2 separate regions of the Homo sapiens genome follow, and region 2 is linked to region 1. A link is a loop called in an ENCODE intact Hi-C map of the cell type or tissue named here. Cell type or tissue: GM12878. All regions are shown on one strand.

What was found. A loop is a pair of places that touch in the nucleus more often than their neighbours do. Peaks named below come from ENCODE experiments on the same cell type or tissue, not always from the same donor. Only the 100,000 strongest peaks of a DNase experiment are listed, where the experiment ranks them.
Region 2: a loop joins it to region 1, with 2.3 times the contacts of the local background. A loop is called at or near these places in 1 of 110 quality-filtered maps.

What each region holds. Positions count from the first base shown.
Region 1 is chr15:76,573,615-76,577,614 of GRCh38, forward strand. It overlaps SCAPER (S-phase cyclin A associated protein in the ER), which reads right to left. Exons shown (of 32, transcript NM_020843.4): 23 at 544-670. Among named protein-coding and RNA genes, the nearest start is that of MIR3713, 11 kb to the right of the region's middle. RefSeq lists enhancers at 1,961-2,010, 2,021-2,070. In GM12878, no CTCF peak of the experiment used is centred here; DNase peaks (open chromatin) are centred at 1,927 and 2,937; H3K4me3 peaks cover 305 bases; H3K27ac peaks cover 324 bases.
Region 2 is chr15:76,709,779-76,713,778 of GRCh38, forward strand. All of the region lies in intron 17 of SCAPER (S-phase cyclin A associated protein in the ER), which reads right to left. Among named protein-coding and RNA genes, the nearest start is that of MIR3713, 130 kb to the left of the region's middle. In GM12878, no CTCF peak of the experiment used is centred here; a DNase peak (open chromatin) is centred at 1,763; H3K27ac peaks cover 211 bases.

The sequences.
Region 1 (4,000 bases):
TTATCAGTTGCTATTACAGGAAGTTTTATTTCTTCTTTGTACGTTTAACATTTTCCTATAGTGAATAATAAATACTTTAAAAATCACTGAGGATATTTAAACTATAATTGAGATATTTAATGATTCTAAGTCATTAAAGAAAACTGCCAAATCTGTTGGAATCAGGGGATATTGGTGTTTTGTAGAAATCTGGTTGTGATTTATGAGGCTTTATAATTCAAAGTTTTCTATTTTCTGCCATAAAGTCATACATCTTTATTATTGTGATTCCTGACAAAATAATTTCAGTTTATTTGTGTGAGGAAAACATGACTGAGGAAACCATGACCTAAAGAGGACTTCAATTAAAAAAAAACCTGAAAATAGCTTCAATTAAACAACTGAAAAGAACAAAAGTAAAAAAAAAAATTCATCTATTATTGACTAGCTTTAAAAAACACAGAAGAAAGGTATATACTGAGTCTGCCTTATAGCTCTATGTACTGTCATAGTGAGAAAGGATCACAAAGATTAAGGTTCAAAAGCCAGATATTAGTTACACACCTCTTTTTCCAGTATTCTAGTGATCTCTCCTAGGGTCCGATCCAAAGCAGACACTTTATTGTTTGCCCATGAGCCACTGTCTTGAACTTGTACTTGTTTTAGAAGATCTTTGGCTAATCGCTGAAGCCTTTAATACCAAATGAAAGGAAAGAATGACATTAATGAAACAGACTATAATCTTCATTTCCCAAAACACTTTGAAACACAAGTTACTTTCAGTATTGGATTTGAAAATGCTTCACAGAGCATCTGAGGGGAGAAAAAACCAGACAACCAATAAAGCTAGTGTTATTTTATATTCATGACCACCAATTCATTCTTCATGGCACAAAACAGAACTAGAGGATAGTATTATCAATCTACAGGATTAGCTAGAGCAATTGATGCCTTTAGTTTCTGTATGATTCTTAAATTAGAACAGAATTAGGAAGGGGGAGAAGGCCAGAGGATGAGAGCAGAGAAAATGAGTATAAGAACCTGAGCAGGTTTTTATATTTTGATTTAAATCTTCGAATATTATTAGCTTTATAAACTCTCAGAATGTTGAACTTCCAAATGTTTGTTTACAGGCAGTTTGGGGATAGTCTGCTACTGCTCATATCATTTACTTAGACGACAGAACATTTATTTAGTTTTCACCAAGAAATACCACATTATACCTAGACTGTAAGAGTCTTCATTCAGATCACTGTGTGCATTACTTCTTTGTGGCCCCTACCTGGTACCTCACTCTTGGAGCAACCCTCCTCTGCTTTCCACTTATTTACTTGAGAATCCACTAATAGATGCTCACCAGATCTCCCCACTTTTCCCCTATATATCATCCCCGTTGCCTTAAATTTTTATCTGTGGTAGATTCCACAGTACATCATTATAATCATTTTCTTGCAAATGTCCTACATTTCCTCTCTGTTGTTCTGTTTTTTACTCTTCTTAGACAAACCCCAGCCGTGGTAATAATGTTTGTTTAGCTCTTACTATGGGCTAGGCACCATTCTCAATGTCTTGCATGCATTAATTTCTTTAGCTGGATTAATGAAAACAACTGGCAGACTTTTCCATTTCTGAACCTGGCAGGGGTGGGGGTGTGGGGGGAGTCAGACCATGCAAAATACTGGTAGGACTACTGATTCAAGATCTTATTAAATCTCCCTAGGGTGTTCATTCTCCCACTATCCACAAAGGTTTGCTTCATACATTCCCCACTCTCTTCAAAAGTCCACCCTTTCCTTTCTCTCTTTTGCTTTCATAAGATGATCCTACATTTCAAAGAGAAAACAGAAGTTATTGGAACAAGAAAATTTTCACTTTCGGCCATAAAATCTACAAGCTTATCTGCATTTCACTCATCTTCTTCTCTGTTCCTCTTATTACAGTCATTCCTTCCAGACAGGACTAATTTCACCACACAGGATGTATGCATGAGTTCTTTCTGGATCTCAAGCTCTCTCTTCTTCCTGTCTCAGGTCTTTCTGCAATGTTCTTCATCTTTTCCTTCTGAAATGCTTCCTCCACTCCCACATTACCTAGAACATTACTATTTATCCCTCAGCTCTTAGCACAAACATTACTTTCTCTGATTTGACTATTTCTTCAAAGCACTCATCATAAGAGAATTAAAAATACTTACTGAACTAACTGTTTAATGTGTGCTTCTCCTATGCAAAGCTTTACAAGGGAATTTCCTGAAGTGATAGAAATATTCTGTGTTTTTACTGTCCAACATGGTGGCTAGAAGCTATTGTATTGAACAGTGCAGAAGCAGAGTATTAACTTCATGAGCGAGGTGCTCGTCTATCTGCTCACTGCTTTATCCTTATCATGTAACATGCTACTTTTACATAAGTACACTCATTAGATATTTAATAAATTCATGTCCTACAGAGAAAACTTCTTCTTTACATTAATTTTAACAATATCCAGACCAAGGATGGTGGTTCATGCTTGTAATCCCAGCACTTTGGGAGGGCAAGGCAGGAGGTTCACTTGAAGCCAGGAATCTGAGATCAGCCTGGGTAACAAGGCAAGACCCAGTTTCTACAAAAAATAAGAAACTATTAGCTGGCAATGGTGGCGTGCACCTGTAGTCCTAGCTACTCAGGAGGTTGAGGTGCGAGGACTGCTTAAGCTCCAGAGTTCCAGACTGCAGTGAGCTTACAACACTGCGCTTCAGCCCGGGCAACAGAGTGAGACCTTCATCTCTAAAAAGAAAAAAACCCAATAACTTCATAGGTTACAAAATACTTTCATGTACATGATCTTATTTAATCCTCTCAACAACACTGTCAATAAGTATTATCCCTATTTGAAAAACGCAAAAACTGATGCAGAGCAAGATAGCCAAATAGAAGCCTTCACAGATGTCCTCCATACAGGAACACCAAATTGAACAACTATCCACATAAAAAAGTACCTTAATAAGAACCGAAAGTTGTGTGAATCACCACAGTACCTGATTTTAACTTCGTATCACTGAAAAAGGCACTGAAGAGACAGGAAAGACAGTCTTGAAATGCTGATGCCACCCCTCCCTCCTACCCTGGCAGCCACCCTGTGGTGCAGACAGAGAGTCTATGCACTTGGGAGACAGGAAGCACAGTGGCAGTGAGACTTTGCCTTGGAAATCAGTGCTAGCCTGTTACAGTGGAAAGCAACAGGACACAATTCAGCTGGCCCCCACAGAGAGAGCATTTATACCAACCTTAGAAAGCGGGGAATCGCCCATCCTAGCACTCGGAACCTGAGTTGCAGGTTAAAGTGTTCTGGGGACCTAAATAAACTTGAAAGGAGGTTTAAGCCACAAGAACTGCAATTCCTGGGCAAGTCCTGGTGTTGTGCTGGGCTCGGAGCCAGTGAACTTGGGAAGAATGTGACCTATGAGACCAGCCAGGGCAGCCAAGGGAGTGTTTGCACCACCCCTCTCTCAACCCCAGGCAGCTCACAACTCTGGTACAGACTCCGTCCCTATGCTTGAGGAGAGGGGAGGGAAGACTAAAGAGGACTCTGTGCCAGGCACAGTGGCTCATACCTATAATCCCAGTGCTTTGGGAGGCTGAGGCAAGCGGATTGCTTGGGCCCAGAAGTTCAAGACCAGCCTGGGCAACATGGTGAAAGCCCGTCTCTAGCAAAAAATACAAAAATTAGCTGGGTGTGGTGGCACACACTTGTAGTCCCACCTACTCAGGAGGCTGAGGAGGCAGGATCAATTGAGTCTCAAAGATCAAGGCTGCAGTGAGCTATGATCATGCCACTGCGCTCTAGCCTGGGTGAAAAAGCAATACCCTGTTTCAAAAAGAAGAAGAAGAAGGAGAAAAAAAGAGGACTTTGTCTTGCAACTTGGAAACCAGCTCAGCCATAGTAGGACGGAATAACTGGGCAGAATCCTGAGGCTCCCATTCCAGGCCCTAGCTCCTGGATGGTATTTTTAGACATATCCTGGGCAAAAAGGGAATGGGCT
Region 2 (4,000 bases), 140 kb after region 1:
CCTTGGCAAGAAGCCACCAACAAATAAAAACTATTGTATATCATGACAAAGTGGGAATTAACCCAAGAATGCAAGGTTATCTTAATATCCAAAAATTAATGTAACATACCATATTAATAAAGAGTAAAACCCACAGTCATCTTAATGGACCCACAAAAAGATGGATTTCACCAAATTCAAAGTCCATTCATGTTAAAGGCTCTCAACAAACTAGAAACAGAAAGAAACTTCCTCAATCTATGAAGAGACTTTATCAAAAATCTACAGCAAGTATCACACATAGTAGTGAAAGATCGAACGCTTTCCCACTAAGATTGAGAACAAAACAAGGACACCCAACATCACAACTTCCATTGAACATTACATAGAAGGAGCAATCCAGTGCAAGAGGGCAAAAAGAAAACAAAGAAATTAAAGGCATCCACATTAGAAATAAAGAAGTAAAACAAACTTTATTCACAGATGCCATAAGCCTTTATGTATAAAAAGTACTAAAGAACCAAAATAATAATAATAAAAAACCTATCCAAACTAATACAGACAGTCCCCAACTTATAATCGTTCAACTTATGGCTTTTTGAGTTTATGATGAGTTTATAAGGACTTAACTCCATCATAAGTTGAGGAACATCTGTAAGAAAGTTTAACAAGGTCATTAAAAACAGAGTTGTAGAATGAAATAAATTAAAATCTACTGTATTTCTACATACTAGCAAGAAAAATCCAAAAATGAACCAAAGAAAACAATTCCATTTACAGCAGCTTTAAAGAGTACTTAGAAATAAATTTTAAAAAGAACTGCAAGACCTATACGCAAAAAACTACAAAACCTTGTTGTCAGAAATTAAAGGAGATCTAAACAGAGAGAAACATCATATTCATGGATTGTAATATAAAATATTGTAAAGATGTCAATCTCCCTAAACTGACCTATAGATTCAATGCACTTCCTATCAGAATCCTGCAGAAACTGATAAGCTGAACCTAAAATTTATATGGAAAGGCAACTTTGAAAAAGAACAAAGAAGTTGGAGTATTTATACTAATTTCAAAATATGCTATAAAACTACAGTAATTAAAACTGTAGTACTGTCACAAGAACAGACATATAGATATCAATATAACAGAATGGAGTCTAGAATATATCATTGCATCAATGATCAATTGATCTTTAACAGATGGTAAGGCAGTTCAGTGGGGAAAGGATAACCTTTTCAATAAACAATGTTATAACTAGATATCTATATGCAAACAAATAAATTTACAAAAGTTAAAAAGAATTACAGAACTAAATGCTAAGTGCTAACTGAAACATTTCTTGAAGTAAACACAGAAGAAACTTTTTGTGGTTTCTTTTTGTGTTAGGCAACAATTTCTTAGATATGAAAACCATTGTATATAAAATGAAAATTTGATATACTGGACATCATCAAAATTAAAAACTCACATTCTTCAAAGACACTATTTAAAATCTGAAAAGATAAGCCATAGATTGTAAGTCATACACTTCACAAAGAATGTATATCCAGAACATATAAAGAATTCTTACAACTCATTAACAAAATGACCCAAATGAAAAATGAGCACAAGCTTTGACATTTCACCAGAGAAGACATATGAACAGCTAATAAGCACACTGACAACATGTTCAACAGCACCAGTCATTAGAGAAATGAAAATTAAAATAATGAAATACGACCACACACCAACAAGAAAGAACTTGTATATTTAAAAAACTGATCCACCAAATGGTGTCAAGGGTTGTGAAGGAACTGAAACTCTCATGTGCTGCTGATGGCTATGTAAAATGAACAAACACTATGAAAAAATAGTTTTTAATGATTGCCATTCTAACTGGTGTGAGATGGTATCTCATTGTGGTTTTGATTTGCATTTCTTTGATGGCCAGTGATGATGAGCACTTTTTCATGTGGTTTTTGGCCGCATAAATGTCTTCTTTTGAGAAGTGTCTGTTCATATCCTCCCCCCATTTTTTGATGGGGTTGTTTGTTTTTTTCCTGTAAATTTGTTTGAGTTCATTGTAGATTCTGGATATTAGCCCTTTGTCAGATGAGTAGGTTGCAAAAATTTTCTCCCATTCTGTAGGTTGCCTGTTCACTCTGATGGCAGTTTCTTTTGCTGTGCAGAAGGTCTTTAGTTTAATTAGATCCCATTTGTCAATTTTGGCTTTTGTTGCCATTGCTTTTGGTGTTTTAGACATGAAGTCCTTGCCCATGCCTATGTCCTGAATGGTAATGCCTAGGTTTTCTTCTAGGGTTTTTATGGTTTTAGGTCTGATATTTAAGTCCTTAATCCATCTTGAATTAATTTTTGTATAAGGTGTAAGGAAGGGATCCAGTTTCAGCTTTCTACATATGGCTAGACAGTTTTCCCAGCACCTTTTATTAAATAGGGAATCCTTTCCCCATTGCTTCTTTTTCTCAGGTTTGTCAAAGATCAGGTAGTTGTAGATATGCGGCGTTATTTATGAGGGCTCTGTTCTGTTCCATTGATCTATATCTCTGTTGTGGTACCAGTACCATGCTGTTTTGGTTATCATAGCCTTGTAGTATAGTTTGAAGTCAGGTAGTGTGATGCCTCCAGCTTTGTTCTTTTGGCTTAGGATTGACTTGGCGATGCGGGCTCTTTTTTGGTTCCATATGAACTTTAAAGTAGTTTTTTCCAATTCTGTGAAGAAAGTCATCGGTAGCTTGATGGGGATGGCACTGAATCTATAAATTACCTTGGGCAGTATGGCCATTTTCACGATATTGATTCTTCCTACCCATGAGCATGGAATGTTCTTCCATTTGTTTGTATCCTCTTTTATTTCATTGAGCAGTGGTTTGCAGTTCTCCTTGAAGAGGTCCTTCACATCCCTTGTAAGTTGGATTCCTAGGTATTTTATTCTCTTTGAAGCAATTGTGAATGGGAGTTCACTCATGATTTTGCTCTCTGTTTGTCTGTTATTGGTGTATAAGAATGCTTGTGATTTTTGTACATTGATTTTGTATCCTGAGACTTTGCTGAAGTTGCTTATCAGCTTAAGGAGATTTTGGGCTGAGACGATGGGGTTTTCTAGATATACAATCATGTCATCTGCAAACAGGGACAATTTGATTTCCTCTTTTCCTAATTGAATGCCCTTTATTTCCTTCTCCAGTCTGACTGCCCTGGCCAGAACTTCCAACACTATGTTGAATAGGAGTGGTGAGAGAGGGCATCCCTGTCTTGTGCCAGTTTTCAAAGGGAATGCTTCCAGTTTTTGCCCATTCAGTATGATATTGGCTGTGGGTTTGTCATAGATAGCTCTTATTATTTTGAGATACGTACCATCAATACAGGAAACAACAGGTGCTGGAGAGGATGTGGAGAAATAGGAACACTTTTACACTGTTGGTGGGACTGTAAACTAGTTCAACCATTGTGGAAGTCAGTGTGGCGATTCCTCAGGCATCTAGAACTAGAAATACCATTTGACCCAGCCATCCCATTACTGAGTATATACCCAAAGGACTATAAATCATGCTGCTATAAAGACACATGCACACATATGTTTATTGCGGCACTATTCACAATAGCAAAGACTTGGAACCAACCCAAATGTCCAACATTGATAGACTGGACTAAGAAAATGTGGCACATATACACCATGGAATACTATGCAGCCATAAAAAATGATGAGTTCATGTCCTTTGTAGGGACATGGATGAAATTGGAAATCATCATTCTCAGCAAACTATCGCAAGGACAAAAAACCAAACACCGCATGTTCTTACTCATAGGTGGGAAATGAACAATGAGAACACATGGACACAGGAAGGGGAACATCACACTCTGGGGACTGTTGTGGGGTGGGGGGAGAGGGGAGGGATAGCATTAGGAGATATACCTAATGCTAAATGACGAGTTAGTGGGTGCAGCACACCAGCATGGCACATGTATACATATGTAACTAACCTGCACATTGTGCACATGTACCCTAAAACTTAAAGTATAA